Regions from separate parts of the Mus musculus genome. Here region 2 is linked to region 1. The links are chromatin loops, found by intact Hi-C in ENCODE. Cell type or tissue: left cerebral cortex. All regions are shown on one strand. Each heading gives the region's core, and the rest is flanking DNA. Links, peaks and the distances in the headings are about the cores only.

What was found. Hi-C counts contacts between places; a loop is a spot of excess contacts. Peaks named below come from ENCODE experiments on the same cell type or tissue, not always from the same donor. Only the 100,000 strongest peaks of a DNase experiment are listed, where the experiment ranks them.
Region 2: a loop joins it to region 1, with 5 times the contacts of the local background. A loop is called at or near these places in 17 of 42 quality-filtered maps.

Annotation. Positions count from the first base shown.
Region 1 is chr5:88,923,760-88,931,759 of GRCm38, forward strand. All of the region lies in intron 1 of Slc4a4 (solute carrier family 4 (anion exchanger), member 4), which reads left to right. Among named protein-coding and RNA genes, the nearest start is that of Slc4a4, 40 kb to the left of the region's middle. In left cerebral cortex, for the core only: CTCF peaks have their summits at 4,951 (motif pointing right) and 5,686; DNase peaks (open chromatin) are centred at 4,977, 5,388, 5,985, 6,945 and 1 more place; H3K4me3 peaks cover 392 bases; H3K27ac peaks cover 2,339 bases.
Region 2 is chr5:89,368,306-89,384,480 of GRCm38, forward strand. No RefSeq gene overlaps it. Among named protein-coding and RNA genes, the nearest start is that of Gc, 82 kb to the right of the region's middle. In left cerebral cortex, for the core only: no CTCF peak of the experiment used is centred there; no DNase peak of the experiment used is centred there.

The DNA.
Region 1 (8,000 bases), core at 1-8,000:
TGAAGCGGGATATCACTAAGTAGCTTCAAATTCAAGATCTTGTTCCTTTAGCCTCACTAATGGGTGCTGGGTTTGCAGGCGTGTACCACTACATGAGGTGTAGAGACTTTTAATTTGATACAATCTCATTTGCCAATTTTTGTTATTATTTCCCGAGCCAATCACTATAAAATTGATGGGGAGATTTCTTAAAAAAAATAGAACTATTACCTGCTACAGTTCTATCCCTTCTGGGCATACAGCCCTAAGCATCAAAGCCAGTTTACTACTGGATACCCGTGTGCCCATATTTACAGCAGAAGCGTTCAAAATGATGAACAGCCTCAGCGTAGCTGCCCATCAACAGATGAATGGATAAAGAAAATTCGGCATATAGACACAATGGAGTTATATTCAGCTATAACAAGAACAAAATCACATTAATTATGGGAATATGGGTGGAGCTGGAGATCTTATCAAGTGAAATCTGCCAGATTCACAAGGGTGAGAATCTCACACCTGTATGCATATGTAGAACTGGGCGTGGGGAATGAACAAGAAAGCAGAGGAGGGACAAGTAGTGATGTGGAGGGGAAAGGCAAGGTGAGAAGGGGATGAAGAAAAGTCCTAAGAAGGAGTGGATACACTCAAAGGATATTACATGCTGTATAGACATGGTACAATGACGCTTCGTGTAAATATACACTGAAGAGTGCAGAAAATAATACAGGTGTATAAAAATTGGATTTCTATAAAGATTGAATTCGATAGTAATGTTGCACTTTGTACAGTGTTTGTCACAGACCTTGGTAAGTGGTAAGTACTTGCAAAATGATGCGAACCAGTAGATGAGAAGAGCTCAGGTGAGGACACATCTCCGTTACTCTGCCAAGTAGATGTATTATTAAAGAAACTCCTAATGACTTATGGTTAGACCTAGAAATGACTGAATCTCTCATCTCTCATCAGAGACGCTTCTATTTACAGTAGATGGTAAATAACAGAGACATAGAACTGGCCAAGTTGCGGAGAGCAAGAGACTGAAGGATGTTCATATATATACTGCACCACCCCTCCAGAGGCTCAGAGGTTGTTATGGAAGAGGGTGGGATGGACACTGTCTTCTGTAGACAGTAGGCCAGCTGCACACATGAACTCACAGTGGGTGTGACGGCATGCACAGACCCTCGGAAGCCAAAGTCAGACCGCACGCCAGCACAGAGAGGGGTGGGCATGAAGTTTTACCCCTGGCCGAGGAGCTATTATTGGCAATTAGATGCTGAGACGGGGAGGGACAGCTTCTTTTCCTAAGAGTCAAGCACACTCCAGTAGAAGGCCACACATCCAAGACTATTTGGGCAGCCCATACTGACCTTGATGGAAAGAGGAGAAAGACCAACTGCTGAGTGGTAGGAAAGGGGTGGATTTGGGAAGGGTTGGGGGAGGTGGGATTGAGTGTTATCAACACACGTAGGAAGTTGTCAAGGAACTAACTGAAAATAAGGTATAGAGGAGAGGTAAGCCTTTCAGAAGTGATTGAATAATATAGCATGCCACGTACGTAAATTGTAGAGACCCTCTGAGAGCCGAGAGGCACCCTTACTTGGTCTTCACTTCTACCCCTGCTGTCTCTATTTTATGGGGAAATCTCGTCTTGGGGGAGGGAATCAGAGCAAAGGATGGACATCTATGTGTATGACGATGCCATAGTAGAACCCGTTATTTCATATGCTAACCACATTTAATACTCAACTGGTTAAAGGAACGAACAGCTCGGATGTTCTTAATATCTGCTCCATCAGCACTATACAAGTCAGTCAGACAAACTGCAAGTGTCCAGATTGAAATAATGCATGGATAATTCTTAACATGTTGCCTGGAACGTATTAAGAGCTTCACTGAATGCCGGCAGCCATGCTATTGCCAGTCTGTCGGTTGTTCGGGATGGAAGATGTGAACTGTAGAGCTGCAATAGTGGTGAGAGTGGGGGAGGGGAAGCACTTCTGCTGATGTCAGTTCTGTGTGTCAGAGGTGACCAGGGCAGAGGCTATACCGGATCAGGTGCCATGTGGCTGACTCCCAACCTGGTGTCCTGAAAAAAAAAATCCCTGCTTTTGAGTCCCTACCCATCTGCCATCTTGAATCTAACCTGAGGTTAATATCCATGAATCTAAAGTAAATGTTGATAGAATCATAGACTGACATGAATGTCAATGTGATATGGCATTTACTTATTGGTGCAGCCAGTGGCCTATCTACTACAAATAACTAATCACGGACTGAGCTGAAATGTCTAGAGCTTAAGGTTTACTTTGGCATGTCAACTCTTTGTCCTACTTGCAAAGTAGCTGCCATGTAGCTTCTTGGTAGGTGTATTTGTACACATTGTGGGATTTTAACTCGTCCAGTTGCAGGTCTGAGGAGCAGGGCTGAGCCTCGCGCTGACTTCTTATGTGGCTTCTGGGTATCTGATGTGCTAATTAGAGAAGTACATCCCATGCAAGCTAGGGAAGGCAGTAGCTAAGGTGTGTGTGTGTGTGTGTGTGTGTGTGTGTGTGTGTGTGTGTATGTGTGTGTGTGTGTATGTCTGCTGAGCCTCTTCTTCTGGGTTGAGTAGCTTATAGTCAACAGGAAGGTCCTTATAAAGAAGAACCAATGAATGATACTCAAAAGGAGGTAGATGCTAAATTGTTTTATGAATGAGTGGGTTGGGAAGGAAAGCTTCGGATGCCAGTGGCACAAACTGGAACGTACTGGTGTGGGGAGATAGGAAGCTCACCATCCACTCTTGCTTTAAGACTAGCATTGTAGAGAGCTCCCTTGACTGGAAGGTGCCTTCTTCACATGATGGGCTTGCAGCTATGCCTATCTGTTTCCCCATCATTATACGTGGTAGCTTCCTTTCTCTCTTTTCTTTCCTTGGCTACTGGCTGTGGAGAATGGCCACTGAAGAGGAGGAAGGGACAGTAGAGGGACATGTCCACTGCTGTGCTTGGCCCTAACTTCTCTCGTGGAGCAGTACTACCTGTGTCATCTTGCCTGACTCCTATCTTAGGACCTTTCTATTCCCACCCCAAACTCCTCGAAGAGAGACAGTTCAGAGTTAAGGGTTTAGAGAGAAGCCTCTGTCTTCTGCCTGGCAGGAAAAATCTTAAGAAGACATTGAAAGAGCAGGTGCTTCAGGCAACATGAGACCCAGGAAGCCCATTAAACATTAAACGTGAGTGTAGACTGAGTCCGGGGAATGTCCTCAGCACCAGGCTGTCATTCTCTGGTTAGCATGGGTGTCCTTCCCAGCAGTCTCACCGATAGCATGCTATGTCCTTGCAGAGGACTCTCCCTTTGGATCCCAGTGGCTTTCTTATCCCTAGAGCCCATATGGACCTCTTGCCATTTCAGGCCTTGGCTTTTGTTAAATAGTCTGGTCCAGACTGTCAGAGCTCAGGTGGCAACCTGGGCACAGAGCTTGGGAGGCCCTGCCCCAACTTGGAGAAGATTCAAGGGGAGAGTTCAAAGGCACACATGCGAACCAACTCTCGTTGGGACGGATTTCTAGCCCTTGGTTTATGGATTATTCAGATCTTAGTATCTTATCTGGTTCCTACAAATTTCGTGTAGGAACATTACGATGAATTGGACTTGGTTATTTCAGGGACTTATTTAACCAGCATGAACTGCTGTAGGCTTCTTGGAAAGAGATGCTGAATGGGGTTTGTTCACTGTCCAAAGACACAGTTACTAAAGAGGTTACGCTCAGTGTCGCTCAATTCCATCTGCACCTAACCACCAAGCAAAATAATATGTCCAGGATGATAAGTGAATACATCTTAGTTGGAATTTTGACTCAGTTGTAGATTGGAAGGCATAGCTGAGGAGAAATAGAGAAATTACTTTTGGAGGACAAACCCTACACTTGGCCAGTTTTGCTCCATGTTGATTAGCGCTTTAGAAAACTATAGCATAACTTGTATTTCCACTTCTGGAGTTCAAGGAACTCTTCAGATCTACCCAGTTTTATTCGTCTTCTCCTCTCTCTGTCTGCAGTCTGTATGTTTTTATTATCTGTGTAGATCCATGTTCCTGTCACCATGGAGGATAAGATGCAGAGTTAAGCTGGGACCACATCCATTGCTGTACCACTCATTCATAGCCACCAACACTCCCGTCTCTAATCCCAAGAAACTTCAGGTCGGGTCCTTTATATGGAAAAGCTGTCATTCCAGAAGTGTTATGTAAATGAATTGTACAACATCTGAGTCTTTGTCTTAGCATAAGCCCCTATAGATACATTGTTTTAGTGTGTGAATCAGTGGCTTCTCCTTGCTTACCACTAAGCCATAGTCCATGATATGGATGAACTATAGCTTTTAAACCATAACCATTTGCCTATAGAAAGGTACTTGGGCCAGGTCTAGTTCTTAGCTATTAGGAATAAAGCTACCATGAACACTCACAGACAGGTTTCTGTATGAATGTAAGCTTTCATTTCTCCGGGACAAGTGTCCAAGAGTACAAAGGAACTTGTAAGGCAGTTTGTAAGTCTAGAATTATGTGCAGCATGCTCCTGCTCTGGGTTGCAGTTTTACTTTTACTTTAGCCTAAAATCTGATTTCATGTGGGGCCACGTTTCCCTGGCCCTCGGCCTGTGTCAATGACCAGGCTGATTAGGGAGCTCCTGAGTTGGGAGGGCGGCTTACTCTACATGTGACCTGTTGGTCTGTGGGAGACAAAGCTGTGATCAACCACGTTTGTCAGCTTTGCTGTGCCGATCTCTCTCTTCCTTTTCTTAATATATCTCTCCAGAGCTTCAGCACTGTGCATGGTTAAGCCAGTGACCACCGTTGTTCTTCCTCACTTCCTGTGGGGACACAAGGCCCCCCAGGGACCTCTGTGAACTTGGGAAGGGAATGGTTACAAACTTTCCTTCCTTCTCCTCTTGCCATCCATCGGCTGTAGTGAACACATGTTGCCAAAAGATGGCAGTGCACTTTACAGAGCTGAGATGGCTCTGTCACCCAGGACTCTGACAGCTGTATGTTGCTCTTTATATACACCTCGCAAATACGGACAGCACATTTTACAAAGTAACAAAAGCACCGATAAAAATGCTGTTGGTTAAAAAAAAAACAAAAAAACAAAAAACAAAAGAAAACATCGTGTTTGCAGCGAGCTTATAATAAAGAATGATTCTCTACCTCTTAGAAGTGAGGAGGACAGGGGAACATTGTTTAGGCATTTTTGTGCTGTTCTGGAGTAGAAATCTGTGGTGTGCTATGTTCTATCTTTTATCTGACTTAAGGTCAGCCAAAGAGCCGGGAGAGCCTAGTTTTGAGGTTTGAGCTTTGTGATACCTTTAGACTGTAAGCAAAATTCCCCAGCAACACTGTTCATAATTACCACAACAGCAATGGCTGATATAAAAGTCTTCACTCTCGGTATTTTTCCACGTTTTATACATATCTGTGCCTCAGGGCATGTGAGTGCAGAATTGTTTAGCATATGCTGGGTACAGAAAAGCTTCTATAAATGGAGAGGTGATGGGTTCATTGGATGTCATCAACAAACCAAATGGCGAGGATAGAATATAATGTTTAAATACAAGGTTAACTAATAAAATTGAAGCTGCGTGCACTGATTGAACCAGTGATGTCAAACTCTAGTTTGGACATGCTGACAGCCGGAGTCATTCTGCTCCCTGGTGCCACCTCTGGAAGCAGGCAGAAGTCCCTGACAACAGAGACTGTGGGGGAGATAGGCTGGCTCTGGATACCGCTGGCTGCCAGCTCTAGCACAGCCCCTCTATACTGTGGAGAGCATGCTGAGGTTAAAGTGTTCGTTCCACAAAATAGATGCCACAATCCGAGGACACGCAGCATAACTGTCATTCCCGGGGTGACAGGGAAACAGGTGGCTCCAACTCAGGCAGCAGCCTTTTTGCTAGTGCACCTCTTGGCAAAAGCCCCAGGCTAAGAGAGAACTGTGCTGCATGAAGTTCTAACTCTGAAACCAGATGCTGTTACCATAGAGACGAGTGAACTGCTACCGTGGGAGGCGCGATAGGGAAGCATGGGAGAGGGAGACAGGAGGGCAAGTGAGGCGAATCTAAAGGCTAGCATACCCGTAGACCTTCAACCTTTAACAGCCCTGGGACTAGCAGGCTGGTGCTCTTGAAGCTTGTGCGCTGGCGGCCTGCCACTTGCTGACTGGCTGAGTGGCAGCTGCTTGCGCTGTGAGTACTAGTCTGCGAGCACGTTGGCAGTTGGCAAGGGCTCAGGGGGGGTGGGATCTCAGAGGGCTGGAATGTGGATGGGTGCTCTGGGCCTAGTGGCTGACAGTTTTGCACAAATGTTTCTCGTGCCGGACTTAAGTCACCCTCACAGGCCTGCTCCGTGATTAGGACCGGCTGGTGAGAACCTGCCCATTTGGCAGATGATTTGACATGGGTTCCAGTTAAAGCATTTTGCTATCCCAGAAAAATGGAGATTTAGAACCCCCTCCCCCCACCTTTTCCCCTCACCATGGGTCTGGACTTGTATAGAAGGGGTTTAACTTCTCCAATCAGAGGCCATGTGATATGAAGCTTGCCCTCCCTCACCCCTGAGGCTGGTAAGGAGCTTCCAGAGCCACTCTGCATTTTGCCTCACGCTGGCTATGTGAGCAACAGTATGCTTCCTTCTCTGATTTCAGCAAATGCAGGGCACGTGCGAAGGACATTTTAAAGGACAGATTTGGGGGCCTGATTACGGACTGGATGAGTTAATTTCTTCCTAGTGATTTATAGAGGGAGGGGGGAACTGGTTAGGTCAGCCACTTTACATGGTATCTCTCTCTGTCTTACTAATAATAGCCAGCAACTGCTAAGAAATGTAAGGCTGAATAACTGATATTTGTCATGTAAAGAGGAGGGACTGCCTCTGCCCCGTGCAGAAGGCCAAAGGCATCAGGATGACTTTGCTCTTGAGGAAGAGGAACGCCGCCAGGCTGTGTGCTTTTGCCCTGTTTCACTCGCTCCTTTTTGGCAGAGAAGAGGCCTATTTGTGGGCATTCTGTATGAGCCGTCAGAGAAAACGAGGCTCTGATGACTTGCTATGTATAGTCTTGACGGGAATGTGAAATATGCACCAAAGAGCCAAGGAATGCACCCAGCGTGACCCCCACTCCGTGCTCAGACGGTGGGGTTGGGTTGTTTTCTCAACTTGGCCGGAGGGCTTGGGTGCTGACCTTTTTACCTTCCCTTCCAATCTCTTGGGTTTCTTGCTTCCCTTTTGCTTTACATGTGGCATATAATTTTTGGAACAAGCTTCGATATCTAGGTTTAGAAAATATATCAAGAGACAACAGGATGCTTTAAGATCCTGCCTGATGGATAAGAGGGTCCAAAATGGCGTCTACAGTCGGTTGTGTTGGACTCAGCATGCTGACTGACCTGGGGTTAGTTCTATTTTCCGGAGGGAGGATAAAAAAAAAAGTTAGGGTACATGCAGTGCTCTGGGATTCTGTCGTGCTTCTGAGGAGTTTAGGAAAATGTTCTCATTGCGACGTCCTCCTTATCTGTGTGCACAAATGCTGGGTAGCCGGTGGCTCCTTGCACTTTGGACTGTTCCCTGAGCACCAGAAGATGTCTTCGAGAAGGTAGACGTGGTTTGTGTGTCCCTGGTGTCTGGAAGTATGCAGGGTGCACAGTAGATACTCAGTTAATATTTACTCTCCTCCTCACTGGAGGAAGGTAAAAAACAGAAGAAGGAACAGACGAGCACCCTCTCTGTTCCTCTCTCCCCCAGCACCGAGAGTGGCCTGTTTCAAGGGGGTCTGTAATAGGCACCTGCATCCTCCCTATTGGCCAAATCCAACTTTGGCTTTCCCATCTCCGTCCTTCTCAGTTTTCCGGTGGGCTTGTCTGCTCTCTCTGACTTCCATGTCACCCGTGTCCAGCTTACACTGGTCTCACTGCCTGACTTGGGGATGTTGGTGTGTCTTAGCAGGTAGTCGCAGGTCCGCACCCTGATCCTACTTCTCTTTTC
Region 2 (16,175 bases), core at 4,580-12,579, 450 kb after region 1:
GCCCGTGGGAATTTGAAGATAGCCTTTGAAATGAAGGCACTCTGTTGTCGTCCTGCCTGCTAGTAAAATGGAAAGCCATTGAAAGTGGTTAACACAGCAATTAAAAGATGGAATAAAGAAGCCTTTCAGCCTGGGCTATTGAGAAATAAGAGAGAGACAATCATTTAAAATTGATCTGAAGCTTCAACCTGTGTGTTTGTCTGTGATCATCCCTGGCAGGATAATGAGGCAATCTTCTCTGGTCTCATCCTAAATCAAGGCTTTTTCATCCACTACATAGAGCACAACTCAGAACTGGCATGTTCTCTAGAGATTATTTAATCAACACTTCGTATATTAGGTATAATTCTAATGAAGCTGAGCCAATCTTATGTCATTAAATAAGATCTAACTCTTTTTGTTTCCTTCTTTCTTGTAAGAATCCAGAGATGAGTGAGACAGCTGGAGAGACTCCTGTATTCAGTGATGTAATTCAGGAGCGCACGTTTGTGGTGACTCTGTGCCACCCTCAAAAGGGTTCATGTCTTCAGGTCTACAGTGCTTATCGTTTCCAAAGTACTGGAAACTGGGAGAGTCCAGGTTACCCGGCTTCATACATAAGAAAATAATAACAACAAAATTCAGTCATCTTTGCTAGTGTATGCCACTTCTCCCTAAGAGCATACAATTCAGTTTATGACAGAACTCTTATGCCCAGCCAAAGCTTGGAGGGTTCATAACTAAAAGAATCCCCAGGGTAATCCATGGTTTAGGTCATGCTCATCGTCCTTGAGAAAAAGAATCAAGATTCCAAGGACATAGGTTATCTGAGCAGCTAAAAAAAAATCATATCTTCACTGAAACAAAGATTTCCTAATGTCTACTGAGATAAATTTTATTGAACACCTGTGGGGAATTGTCCCATATTCTGTTACTTCCATACTTCTGCTGTTACAAAGAAACTATAGCAAAAGGCAAGATTCATCTTTGAAATGGCCAACTTTTATCACTTGGTTTCTAGAGAGTTCTATTAATCAAATTAAAATTGATGACTGAATGACAAAACCATGGATGGGTTTCCATTTGTTGGCCCTGGAGAACTTTCCCTCAGAGAATGGGCTGCTTTCAAGACCAAATCCATCCTATTTTTGCTTCTTTTTTAAGGAATTTTCAAATAAAAACATAGATTTCTAAGGTTCCTGGCACTCCTTAGGCCAGTTAATTCTATTATTCTATATATCATTCTTCATCTTGAGATTATCATAGATGTTTGTTTAGCTATCCATACACGCTGGACCCAAGATGGCATATGATGTAAATATTCTAATTCTGTATCTCACAATTTTTATTTAAATAAACATCTCCACTCCTTTATTGAAAAAAGGGAAAACTGGGTTGGCCATACTGGATAAGGTGAGGCATAAGTATGAGATTTTGTGTTAAGTATGGAAATTGTAAGAATAATATTTTACTTTTGCATATCATTAAACACAGCTCCTCTTAGGAAGATTTATGTTGTCTGTGTCCTATTCTTAGAGTACTGTGGTTCTATGGGAGTCCTGGACAAAGTGTAAAAAAATCTTTCTACTTCAAGGCTTTGGGCTGTCTGGAACTGTGTCACATGACAAGACTAGTATTCACTCCTCTCTTGATTAAGTCAGGGCAAGATTGCTTCATTTTCAGGATATCGGTGTGTTAGCTCTAAAGAACACATCTCCCTTAGCTACATGGGAACCACTGCAGTTTCTGCTGCTCTGTTTTCCAAAAGGCTGCTAATTAAACATGAAGTCTTTGCCTCTCCTTCCAGAAAATATGTGTCCAGACAGCACTCATTGTATTTAAGCACAGGAAAGGCAGTCTTTTTTATTCTTGTAGTTTCTTAAATGTATTTTTTGACTCTCATGATGTGTAAGACTAACACACAGACGTTCTCTGGGTTAACAAAGGTTCCATTTATAATCTTTTGACTTCACTGTGGTATGCAAGAGATTTTTCTCTCACTTGTGCTCTGTCCCCTGGCTAGGACACATGATTGGTGGGTGCTCTCTTGTGACATTGCTGCAGCTCTGGCCAGCACCAATTATGAAGATAAACAACCAATGCTGCAGTGGACTGTTGCTAAGTCATGGTGATTCATAGCTCAGCTGTATTATAATAAGAATGATAGTTGACTTCCAGTGGTGTCCTTAGGAAGTAACTCCACTGTACATCAAGGAACATCTGTACAGTGGGGGAGTGAGGGTATGTACACTCAAAATAATGCTCACCCTCAAATTCTAGTATTGGATACCTTACAATTGTTTGCTTATTTGTTTTGTGTTTTGTTTTTAAGACAAAGTTTCTCTGTGCAGTCCTGGCTTTCCCTGGAACTTGCTCTATAGACCAGGCTGGCCTCAAACTCAGAGATCTAACTCTCTGCCCCCCAAGTGCTGGGATTAAGGTGTGCACCACCAAGCACAGGACCAGGGCTTAGATGCCGAATCTTTATCTTGGGGATCTATGCAGATGAGAAGTCAGGAGGGCTGTAGGAGCCAGAGGTGTTGACAACTCCAAAGAAACAGCATTTTTCAGACACAAGGGAACTAATGATCATACGGACTGGTGGAGACTATGACAGTGTCACAGGACCTGCATAGTCCAAACCAGACAAAACCCAAGCAATGAAAGAGAAATGGACACAGAGTCTCATCCCTAACCAAGAAGATACCTGCGTTTGGTAGCTGCTGGGAGAGGAAAAATCAGGTTTCTTCACTTTAGTGACACGAGATAGCCTAACCACACCCAGGGCTGGGCACATGCTTGGGAATCATTAGACACCACAAAGTACACCCCGTGGTTCTTTTCATTCCCCAGAGAAATGTGTGCTGTTCTTCTTCAGTTACTTGACCTGCATTTGAGACTGCTACTCTCTCCACTCTCCCATCTGTACCCTCCTATTTACCAACTACGATAGTCAGACGTAGACACACCACACAGCTTTGTTTCTGTTTTGCCAGGAATCAAATCAAACCCAGGGAATGTATCAGGAGGCCAGGAACTATGCTACTGCTTTCCAGAACTGGGACCTAAATTCTGCACCTGTGTTCAGCCACGGGAACTTCAGATCAGTAGCACGCCCTGCTTACTTGCATAATACACATTATGTATTTATTCCTTATATCGCAGCCTTGTATCGCAAGTGTATAAATTGCACTTTTGGAAAACACTTCCCTCCTAGCATGTATGAGTTTGGAAACAGTACTACAAATGTTCAGACTTCTGGGTATAAACCATACTTTGTGCTCTCAGTTGAATTTTAATTGACAAACGAGTACAAGGAAGGGCCAGTGGTGAAATGTTACTAATAATCGTTGCCACAGGGTATTTTGTCTAGGACATTTAACAAAGTAATAGCAATTTGAGGCGATCTAAAGTCACCTATGCAAAGGTTCAGAGAAGAGGGTGTGATGCCTGTGAATCTATAAGGACGTATGCTTTCTCATGCTGTATTTTTATGTTATTGGGGAGCTGTGATCTCACCCGTGATTGGGATGCTGTTTATCATAGCAGCAGAAACCTAAGACACCCTGACCCAAAGCAACCTTGGGAAAAAAGGGTTCATTTCAGCTTACAACTTCTCCATCACTGAGGGAAGTCAGGAACTCAAGACAGAAGCCTGGATGCAGAAACCGAATCAGAGGCTATGAAAGGGTGCTGCCTACTGGCTTGCTCCCCATGGCTTGCTCAGCCTGCTTTTTTTTTTTTTTTCCATTTTTTATTAGGTATTTAGCTCATCTACATTTCCAATGCTATACCAAAAGTCCCCCATACCCACCCACCCCCACTCCTCTACCCACCCACTCCCCCTTTTTGGCCCTGGCGTTCCCCTGTACTGGGGCATATAAAGTTTGCAAGTCCAATGGGCCTCTCTTTGCAGTGATAGCCGACTAGGCCATCTTTTGATACATATGCAGCTAGAGACAAGAGCTCCAGGGTACTGCTTAGTTCATGTTGTTGTTCCACCTATAGGGTTGCAATTCCCTTTAGTTCCTTGGGTGCTTTCTCTAGTTCCTCCATTGGGGGCCCTGTGATCCATTCAATAGCTGACTGTGAGCATCCACTTCTGTGTTTGCTAGGCCCTGGCATAGTCTCACAAGAGACAGCTATATCTGGGTCCTTTCAGCAAAATCTTGCTAGTGTATGCAATGGTGTCAGCATTTGGAAGCTGATCATGGGATGGATCTCTGGATATGGCAATCACTAGATGGTCCATCCTTTCGTCACACTTCCAAATTTTGTCTCTGTAACTCCTTCCATGGGTGTTTTGTTTCCGATTCTAAGAAGGGGCAAAGTGTCCACACTTTGGTCTTCGTTCTCTTGAGTTTAATGTTTTTAGCAAATTATATCTTATATCTTGGGTATCCTAAGTTTCTGGGCTAATATCCACTTATCAGTGAGTAACAGTGAGTAACAGGAACAGCTTCAGTTTGCCTGCTTTGAAATGTTTAAGAAAAAAAAAAAACACTGAAACCTCAACCTTTCCCTTGGAACTTTGTGATGCTAAAAATGGATTTTTCCCTATCACTTTGTTGTTAGGGCTTTGGGGTTTGGGAGTAAGCACTTGTCTTGCCCAAACGTGAAATAAAATCTCTTGCTGGAGCCCTCAATTTGGAATAAAGAAGGGCAAGGGTCGTGCAAAGCGATGTAAAAAAGCTCTGTTTTCTGTGGTCCCAGCAGCATTTTTGAAAGGTCATGATGGGATAACTGGCTTGTTTTCTCACAGACAGAATAAAGTGAAACTGAGGATTCTCAGAGGGATGGATGAAGAGGTCCTACGAACTCAGTGAGGGGCTCAAGAATGGCTGGTGGTTTGGGGAGCAGGGATTTCTACTTCTCTGCATGGCAATCACTATATGCCCCATAAGCCTCCTTATCTGACAGGTTCTTAGTGAGCATAACTTCGCGCCAGGCAGTGACAAGAATAAAAATCATGTCTGACTAGGGTAGCTTGTACTCTAGTGAAACTGGTCTTTTGAAGAATAAAGTCTTGTGTCAGCTATGATTTGGTGAGAGGAGGAGGTGCCTACTTTCAGACTGAGGGAGAGCTGGGGCAATTATACATGAAGAGATTCTATATGTGACCGAGATGAGAAGACTTGGTAAGGGGATTGGCAAAGCTATGACAAGAAGAAGGTGAGTCTCATCTGTAGGTGCACGGCAGAAATCTGGACTTTGTGACCTCACACCTAATCAGACACAGATGGTGATAAATTATGCATTAAAATACAGAAAAACTCAGGAAGCTTGAGGGTTCCATGGCATGGCTGAAATAAATACATTAGATTATCACACTACTGTCTATTTTTTCATGAGTGGAAAAGAAAATGATGACATTACAATGCTACACAGAAGGTTGGGTTTAAATCACAAATGTTCTGGATATATGAATTTTATTATCTCTCCCAAACACTAATGAGAGAGAGAGGATGAGAAGGTTGGTGTGTCTTACCCTGAGTATCTGGAACACAGGCATTGAGAAAGTCCATTAGAAAGCATTACAGTTTGGTTGTCATTCTTCTTGAGTTTCATGTGTTTAGCAAATTGTATCTTATATCTTGGGTATCCTAAGTTTCTGGGTTAATATCCACTTATCAGTGAGTACATATTGTGAGATTTCCTTTGTGATTGGGTTACCTTACTCAGGATATACCCTCCAGGTCCATCCATTTGCCTAGGAATTTCATAAATTCATTCTTTTTAATAGCTGAGTAGTACTCCATTGTGTAAATGTACCATATTTTCTGTATCCATTCCTCTGTTGGGGGACATCTGGGTTCTTTCCAGCTTCTGGCTATTATAAATAAGGCTGCTATGAACATAGTGGAGCATGTGTCCTTCTTATCGGTTGGAACATCTTCTGGATATATGCCCAGGAGAGGTATTGCAGTATTCTCCTGTAGTACTATGTCCAATTTTCTGAGGAACTGCCAGACTGATTTCCAGAGTGGTTGTACAAGCTTGCAATCCCACCAACAATGGAGGAGTGTTCTTCTTTCTCCACATCCTCGCCAGCATCTGCTGTCACCTGAATTTTTTATCTTAGCCATTCTGACTGGTGTGAGGTGGAATCTCCAGGATCCATCCCATAATCAGCTTCCAAATGCTGACACCATTGCATACACTAGCAAGATTTTGCTGAAAGGACCCAGATATAGCTGTCTCTTGTGAGACTATGCCGGGGCCTAGCAAACACAGAAGTGGATGCTCACAGTCAGCTATTGGATGGATCACAGGGCCCCCAATTATAGCATCAGTGACACACAACAGATCAGCAGTATTGGATAGTCAGTGCTTTAAATCACTTCAAAGTCCTTAGGCACTTTGACCTCTTGTTTTGTTTTCTAGTCTCTCCACTTTCCACAATAGGAGGTTTTTTAAGTCTGAATAGCCTAAGGTTGGAGTCATGGTGCCACGGTACTAATGTTATATCCCTGTGACCTGGATGCCCTTGAGATCTCAGCCTGCTGAATACGCGTGAGGACCCATCCTCAGCGTCAGCTTTTTTCTACCCATACTCTTGGGTTCATAATGGACACCCTTAGCAGGTCCACTTAATCTGTAAACATAATGAGTTCTAGGATCTTACTGAGGGCAATATCCAACAAGTGTTATAGGGAAAATTGGCATTTTGTCCTTGAGAGAAAATTTTAGGAGCCAAAGGTTTAAATGTAGTTAAATTTTTACTAACTCACTGAAATCCTTTAAAAAAAATCTTTGATTTTTTGTTTTCTAATCTTTGTTATCTAATCATTACTAGTAAGAATCAAAGGATAACTTCTTTTAAATTTAATCTTTGAGATTTACCTACAGTATAATAGTTTAGTGTGCAAGTCTATGATTTTAGCTTACACACATATGTGCGCTTCTGAAAGCTTGCGATGATGATGCACCATCACTTTTGAGCTAATCAATGTATTAAGTATATAATTTAGGGAAAGGTAATTTTGCCCAGAAGATAGAGTTGTTTCTGTACCAGTTGATTTATGACTGTCTTTTCCCTACTGGCTCGTATTTAAACTTTTACCGAAAAGTAATTGATCGCCTTTGTGTGGGTTTATTGTTGTGTACATTGATTTTAGATTTTTGCCAACACCACAATGTCTTGCTGATGGTTGCTTTATAAGAAGCCTTTAAAACACTGTGTGTGTGTGTGTGTGTGTGTGTGTGTGTGTGTGTGTGTGTGCGCGTGTGTTTAATTTGATTGCTCCTTCAAGATGAACAAAGATGTTTTGGTGCCTTTCCACGTAAACAATACAGTCAGCCAAGTGAGCAAAAACCAGTGAGTAGTGATTCTAATTGCAGCTGGCTCATATCAGTAGATCTCCATGGGGCAATTCACACCTTCTCTCCCCTTGAGTTTTCCCACCAGTGAACCTGATCTGTCTCTAGATTAAAATGTTTTCTGCTATCTTTCATCAGCATTTGTTATAATCAATTTCCAGGACCTTATATACAATATTAATTTCTTAGTTACTATAAATGATACTGCCTAAGAAATATGCTTTTTCTTTTTTTCTTTCTTTTTTATTAGATATTTTCTTTATTTACATTTCAAATGCTATCCTGAAAGTTCCCTGTACCCCACCCCACCACTGCCCTGCTGCCCTACCCACCCCCTCCCACTTCTTGGCCCTGGCGTTCCCCTGTACTGGTGCATATAAAGTTTGCAAGACCTAGGGGCCTCTCTTCCCAATGATGGCCGACTAAGCCATCTTCTACTACATATGCAGCTAGAGACACGAGCTCTGGGGGTACTGGTTAGTTCATATTGTTGTTCCACCTATTGGGTTGCAGACCCCATCAGCTCCTTGGGTACTTTCTCTAGTTCCTCCATTGGGAGCCCTGTGTTCCATCCAATAGATGACTGTGAGCATCCACTTCTGTATTGGCCAGGCCCTGGCATAGCCTCATACGAGACAGCTATATCAGGGTCCTTTCAGCGAAATCTTGCTGGCATATGAAATAGTGTCTGGTTTGGTGGCTGATTATGGGATGGATCCCTGAGTGGGGTAGTCTCTGGATAGTCCATCCTTTTGTCTTAGCTCCAAACTTTGTCTCTGTAACTCCTTCCATAGGTATTTTGTTCCCTATTCTAAGGAAGAATGAAGTATCCACACATTGGTCTTCCTTCTTATTGATTTTCTTATGTTTTGCAAATTGTATCTTGGGTATTCTAAGTTTCTGGGCTAATATCCACTTATCAGTGAGTGCATATCAAGTGACTTCTTTTCTGATTGGGTTACCTCACTCAGGATGATATCCTCCAGATACATCCATTTGCCCAAGAATTTCATAAATTCATTGTTTTTAATAGCTGAGTAGTACTCTATTGTGTAAATGTACCACATTTTCTATATCCATTCCTCTGTTAAGGGTTCTTTCCAGCTTCTGGCTATTATAAATAAGGCTGCTATGAACATAGTGGAGCATGTGTCCTCATAAAATCACAAAGCTTCTGTAAGGCAAAAGACACCGTCAATAAGACAAAGAGGCCACCAACAGATTGGGAAAGGATTTTTACTAATCCTAAATCTGATAGGGGACTAATATCCAATATATACAAAGAGCTCAAGAAGCTGGACTCCAGAAATTCAAATAACCCCATTTAAAAAAAATGGGGCACAGAGCTAAACAAAGAATTCTCAGCTGAGAAATACCGAAGGGCTGAGAAGCACCTGCAAAAATGTTCAGCATCCTTAATCATCAGGGAAATGCAAATCAAAACAACCCTGAGATTCCACCTCACACAGTCAGAATGACTAAGATCAAAAATTCAGGTGACAGCAGATGCTGGCGAGGATGTGGAGAAAGAGGAACACTCCTCCATTGCTGGTGGGATTGCAACCTTGTACAACCACTCTGGAAGTCAGCCTGGCAGTTCCTCAGAATGGACATAGTACTACTGGAAGATCCAGCAATACCTCTCCTGGGCATATACTCAGAAGATGCTCTAATTGGTAAAAAGAAATATGCTTTTTCAGTTGGTCACTGCTGTACATAGAAGTAGGACAAACATTTATGTGTTGTCCAGGTGTACTAAAACTATTGTTAAGTCACTTAGTAGTTACCAGAAAATTCTCATGTTTTAACAGATTGTTTGAAGCTTTCTATACAGACAGTCATGTTCCCTGCCAAGAGGGAAAGCTTCACCTTTTCCAGTCTACACATTTAGTCATTTTGTAAGTTCTTGCACTCTCGAGGATTTCCTTTATGGTGTTGCAGAAGGGTGGTGAGAACCCTGTGTTTGCTTTACTCCTAATACTAGGGAAGAAAGCACTCAGTCTGACAGCTAACTAGGCTATTATCAGGATCATGTTGAGAAAGGGTTTTTTTTTTCTATTCATAATTTCCTGTAAGTTTTATTATGAAATGATAATTTGATTGACTATTTTTAGAACTTGGATTGACATTATTTTGTGCTTCTTTATGGACAGTCAAAATGGATAAATATAATGACTCAGTTTTGAAGATGGAGCCAGCCATGCATGTTTAGGATAAACATCATTTAGTCATGGTGAATTTGAGAGAAGGAGAGAGGGTAGAGAGAGAAGGTGTGTGTGCTGCTGCATTTAATTTGTTAATATTTTACTGAGGATTTTTACATCTAATTTTCTGAGGGAGATTGGTTTATATTTTTGGTTTTTTTTAAATGTTATCCTTTTCCCTCCTGGTGAACCAGTGAGTTTATTGGGGTTATTTAAGTTACAGGGATATGGGGTTACTTACGGAAGCAAGTGTGACTCAAAATCAGAATCACTGAAAAGTCTCTTGACAGCGTGAGTGATGGCAGTGCCCCAAGGACCATGACTATAGTCCCTCCGCTGTGGTCCTTACTTGATTTTGATACTAGGGTAAAGCTAGCCTCACAAATTAAGCTGGAAAGTCATCCTCCTAGCTTCTGGCTTTTCAAGACATTTCATAGAATCTCTGTAACTCTTTCTTTTGATATTTTGCAGAACTTACCAATGAACTCAACTGGGACTAGGACTTTATTTTTATTAATATGTTTATCATTAAAAATGTAATTATCTTAATACCAAGACCCATAGGTTTTTGTTTTGTTTTGTTTCTGTTTGTTTGTTTTTGCTTCATGTTAGGTTATTTTGGACCTGTGGTTCTCAACCTTCCTAACCTAATACAGTTCTTCATGTTGTGGTGACCTCCAGCCATAAAATTATTTTCATGACCACTTCTTAACTGTAATTTTGAGAGTTATGAGTTGTAATGTAAACATCTATGTATTCCAGAGTTGTAAGGTAACCCCTGTGAAAGGGTCATTCAACTCCCAAGAGGTCGTGATCCACAGATTGAGAGCCTTTGGGTTAGACAGTTTATAGATTTAAAGTAATTGGCCCACATATTACATTTGTGTTATTAACTTTGTATGATGTAGACTTCCTAGTGGTACTCACTCGTTTCTGTTCCAATAGCTTCATGAGCTGTTAAAATAATCTCTTCTTTATGTCTATTTTCAGAATCTTTGCCATACATTTACACCTAACACCTTACGTGTGCCCTTCGGTGGTCAGTCTAAAAGTCTGGGAAACTCTCTGATGTTTAGTTTTCAGAGTCTCTGGCATGCATAAGTCCAGACCCATGCAAGTACAGTGGGGGATGACCCCAGGAAGCAAGGCCCCATGCTCCTGCTTCTGAATGATCTCACTATTTCCCAGTTTCCTAAAATTCTCCTTTTCCATTTCTTCTTCCTCAGACAGCTAGTATCTCTCTTATTTTACCTGAAACTTTTATGTCCCCAGATAAGCAGTAGAGGGATTGTGAAGTTCACCCCATCCTCTCATGTCTTAGGATCAGATCTCTTCCCATGGAAGTAAGTTTCTTCTTCCTCAGAATTGGGAATTCTGGCAAGTACTTCCTTCCTCATACCTGGAGCCCAATAATGATGCTTGTCTTGAAGTTCCCGATTACCCATTCTTCTGTTGCTATGATAAACTACTCTGACAAAAGAAACAGAGGAAGAAGGGATTTGGGTTCACAATTCAGAGTACAGGCCAATCATGACGGGGAAGACAAGGCAGGGAGGAGACTGAAGCAGGTGGAGCCATGGCTTATGCTTAAGTCAGTTTCTCTGTTTTATACAGTCTAGGATGCTGGTCCAGGGAATGGTGCCATCCAGAATCTTCAAACCTCCACTAATCAAGACCATCCTCAGCAGGCTATTCCCAGAGGTCCAGCTAGGGGTTGTTTCTAGATCTTATCAAGTTGAAAACTGAGATGGACTGATCAAAACCTGTTTGTATTCTTGCTGATCCTGTTTGGAGATTTAGGATGGTTTGGGTTTAGGATAGGACATCAATGTGGAAATGTGGACCACTGCAAACCAGCGCCATTTTGAAGCCCCCTTCCCTCTATTCTACCTGCAGCTGTGTGCTTTTCAGTCTTCAAACATTTACTTGTGGGTTGCAGGTCTTACGTTACACTCAGTGGGAGACAAAGGGTAGAGCATGGTTAGTCCATCTGACTGAAACTAGGTAGAACTTTTATTAGACTGGAGGGTGGTGTGATTTGAACTGAATAGCCTTTGCAATTTTAAATGTGGCGAGAACACGGAATACCCCAGGGGAATGACGATGCTGATGGGATTTTTTAGGGATCAGGGATTATTTAGCTTCACTCAGGGCCACCCCAACCCCCACACTCATCATCTCCTGTCACTACCAGGCTGTCCTGAAAGTTGCACATTGATGAATTTGTGGTTCTTTTCAACTTAGAAAAATCACTTGCTATAAACCTTCGTATCACAGAATGGCATGATATATATCACGGAATTCTACTTTAATGAACCTCTACTCACTAGCTATTGTCTATTGATGGTTTGTTTGGTCAGCATTTGCCACTGGCACCATTATGTAAGACCTGAAAGTAAGCCAAAAGACTGTTTCATGTAAGATTCTTGGGTGAGGCAGAACACTCTGTAAGTTTTGTGTCTTGACTCTAAGTTGCTTAATTTTTTTTTTCTTTTTCTTTTTAGGCTGTTAGTTAACGAGTTCAGGAGGGTGTTGAATTGGTGAGTCTACATTGCTCTGACAAAAGATGATGACATGTTAATTTTCTGGAATCCTTCTTTTGCATTTATGTTACCAGCAAATCTCCTGTAAGCAGTTTAGTTGTTCACACACTGAAAAGTATGTGGATTAGGGTGGGAAAAACTCTGTGTGGGAATTGATGAAGATCAAGGACGCTGGCTGACCCCGTTGAATCTGATTTTCTCCTCCCGAAGATCAGCTTAGAGTAAGAAACTTACTCTGAAATAGACTTTAGAGACAATAACCTAGCATATGAGTAAGAAAAATAAACAGTAAGTGAGTTGTTTCAGGTTTCATGGATAGTAGATACCAACTTTAGGCCTATATGTCTCCTATCACCCTCCCTCTTGTGTCATGGGTACTCAGCAATTCTGTAGCAATTACTACAGTTGGTGTGGTGTTTAGGATATTCCAGGCTACCAACCGGTAGGATAGATACACAGCAATCTTGTAATCTTTTGACTTACTTTTTATTTTAGGCTGTTGAATTCTTTCATATACTTATCCACAACTTCAACTTGAAGGTCAGGAGGGACACAAGGCAGAGGGTTCGTCACCTAGCACTTTGGTCATATAGCAGTCCATCTTGAGCTTTCTCGAGGCTGTATACTCATTTGTGTGGTCCACAACAATAACAAAGACAAATACTCCCACATCATGTATGAGGCCAGCTCTGGGCTGATCACTGAAGCTGGTTGGGTCTCTGTCCCTGATGATTTTCTGAAAGGAGAAACTGGTTATCTGATCTGTATTGTAGAATTTCTCCAAGCTAAAGAGTATATAACCAGCGCTCTTCTTGTTCTTTCGTTTTCTTCTAGTTTGTATTTCTGACACTTTCTACAGATAGTGTAAACATAAAAATCCCAGTTATTAAAAGTCTTACTTGTATATTTGAAGTGTATTTTGGCAAATAGAGCCAACAGTATAAGAGCCAGACACTTACTAGTGCCTCATTAGACAGTCTGGTACATTCTTTGCCTGGTTTCCATCCCTCCAGCCAGCCTCAGATCTTAGAGGACTGCTAAGCCTCCAGGTTCTTGTCTTCATCTCTGTTGACTTGTAAGGTTAAGAGATGTGAGACATTTCTAGACTCTGCTCTTGCCAGTTTTTGCTTTCCCATGACCCGAGCAGTCTGGAGTGTCCAGGTGGTGTCCTCACCTCATTTGCCCTGGGCTTGGCCAAGTTCTCTGGTCACCACCACTCCCTCTGAGCACTGATATCTTGATGTGGGCTCACCCTGTTACACAGAACACGATATCTCTGTGCACCTGTGTCACTGCTGAATAAGTTGTATGCTTAGCACTGAATCACAACAGAAAACGAGAATGGGACGATTTGTTCTAATATAGATTTTTTAAAAAGGGGTTGGTGGAGAGAGTAAGGGAACGGTCAGGGTAGCTGTGATAGCCAGCGTTTGCTCAGTTCTTCTCTTTAATCCTGCTGGGTTATCATATCAAGTACCTTAAAAGGCGGTGGCAGCGTTCAAGAACAAAGTATCAGGGCGGACCCTAGGAATCGTATTTACTTCCAAGTCCTGGTTCCTCTGAGGTCCTCTGTATTTTATATCTTGTCTAAAGCAGTACACGAAACGCTGGAGAAGAGTACAGTGCTTAGGAGTGTTTGCTACTCTCTCAGAGGGCCCAAGTTCATTTCCCAGCACCCACCTTGAAGCCTGTAATTCCTGTGCTAGCACCAGACTCCTTTTTCTTGCCTGTATGGGCACCATGTAGCAGGCACACACACAATATTTAAATAAAAATAAACCACCACCATAAGAGGACATGGGGACACTCTTCAAGCTATATAATGATATTTTTTTCTTATAACTAATCAGTGTATTAACAGGGCCAATTAAAGGACCAGCCACGTGCACACATGTAATCTAGATGAGGTATCATTTGCTTACTTGTATTTGTAGATTATTATTATTAATTTTTTTTTTGCCATGAGTGGAAGCTCACTTTAAGTCTTTAAGAGACTGTAGTCTTCCTTAGTGGCAATCTACAGGCTGAGGATGGTAATCTACAGGCTGAGGATGGTAATCTACAGGCTGAGGATGGTAATCATCTACAGGCTGAGGATGGTAATCTACAGGCTGAGGATGGTAATCTACAGGCTGAGGATGGTAATCTACAGGCTGAGGATGGTAATCATCTACAGGCTGAGGATGGTAATCTACAGGCTGAGGATGGTAATCATCTACAGGCTGAGGATGGTAATCTACAGGCTGAGGATGGTAATCTACAGGCTGAGGATGGTAATCTACAGGCTGAGGATGGTAATCTACAGGCTGAGGATGGTAATCATCTACAGGCTGAGGATGGTAATCTACAGGCTGAGGATGGTAATCATCTACAGGCTGAGGATGGTAATCTACAGGCTGAGGATGGTAATCATCTACAGGCTGAGGATGGTAATCTACAGGCTGAGGATGGTAATCTACAGGCTGAGGATGGTAATCTACAGGCTGAGGATGGTAATCTACAGGCTGAGGATGGTAATCTACAGGCTGAGGATGGTAATCATCTACAGGCTGAGGATGGTAATCTACAGGCTGAGGATGGTAATCTACAGGCTGAGGATGGTAATCATCTACAGGCTGAGGATGGTAATCTACAGGCTGAGGATGGTAATCATCTACAGGCTGAGGATGGTAATCTACAGGCTGAGGATGGTAATCTACAGGCTGAGGATGGTAATCTACAGGCTGAGGATGGTAATCTACAGGCTGAGGATGGTAATCATCTACAGGCTGAGGATGGTAATCTACAGGCTGAGGATGGTAATCATCTACAGGCTGAGGATGGTAATCTACAGGCTGAGGATGGTAATCATCTACAGGCTGAGGATGGGTATCATCTACAGGCTGAGGATGGTAATCATCTACAGGCTGAGGATGGTAATCATCTACAGGCTGAGGATGGTAATCTACAGGCTGAGGATGGTAATCATCTACAGGCTGAGGATGGTAATCATCTACAGGCTGAGGATGGTAATCATCTACAGGCTGAGGATGGTAATCTACAGGCTGAGGATGGTAATCATCTACAGGCTGAGGATGGTAATCATCTACAGGCTGAGGATGGTAATCTACAGGCTGAGGATGGTAATCTACAGGCTGAGGATGGTAATCTACAGGCTGAGGATGGTAATCTAGAGGCTGAGGATGGTAATCTAGAGGCTGAGGATGGTAATCTACAGGCTGAGGAGTGTAGCAAGCAGCCCAGAGAAGGCCCTGTTAAGGGATTTCAGTGAGGATTTTGGCTAAAGTCAAGACCTAGATCTAGGCTCTCAGACTTACAAGTCTGATACTTGAACTTTTTGTAGCAGTCTATATTAGAAAGGATTCCATGACATATTTCTGGGTTCATGGCTTTGCTGTGTGTTCTTTGAACATTAAAAAAAAAAAAATCAGTCAGTAGCCACTGGTTTCTGACCATAAATATCAAAACAAAGGCCAATGCCATGCGAAAGTTAGAATGAGGCTAATAACAAGAAAGGGCCGAGATGCTATGAAGGAAAATCATAGCACACACACACACTCACGCACATATACTCACACACTTACACACACACACATGCACACACACAAACACACACACATACAGACACACATACAGAATAAACCACCAATAACAAAAGTAATGGATATTTATAGCAGCTTTCCTTGTGGTATCTTATTTAAATAGATACTTTATACTTTAAGAAATAGACACTGTTACTTTCCCATTTTATACCTGAGGAAACTAGAAGAATCTTAACAGCCATTCAGTGGTGGAGATAACAAATTAAATTTTTCTTTGTGTCAATTTCAGATTGTTTGAAAGGCTCAGGGAGGCAGAAAGGACAGTACTATTTAAATGAGCCTTGTTCTTGTTATGGTAGCAATACTTAACACTCTTCAAAGACACTCAATTTTATGTGGGGGTAATTAGAAATGTTGGCAGGTTTACTTGCCAACGATCACGTAAGTGATTGATGGCAGAGCCATGAGCATGACTCAAGCGTGGTGAAGTCCCTCTGTTCACCTTCTGAGAGCAGGTTTCAGGAATCCCTGCAAGATGTTGACCAGCGGAATCATTCCATTATCAAGAATTTGCTTCCATCTAGTGG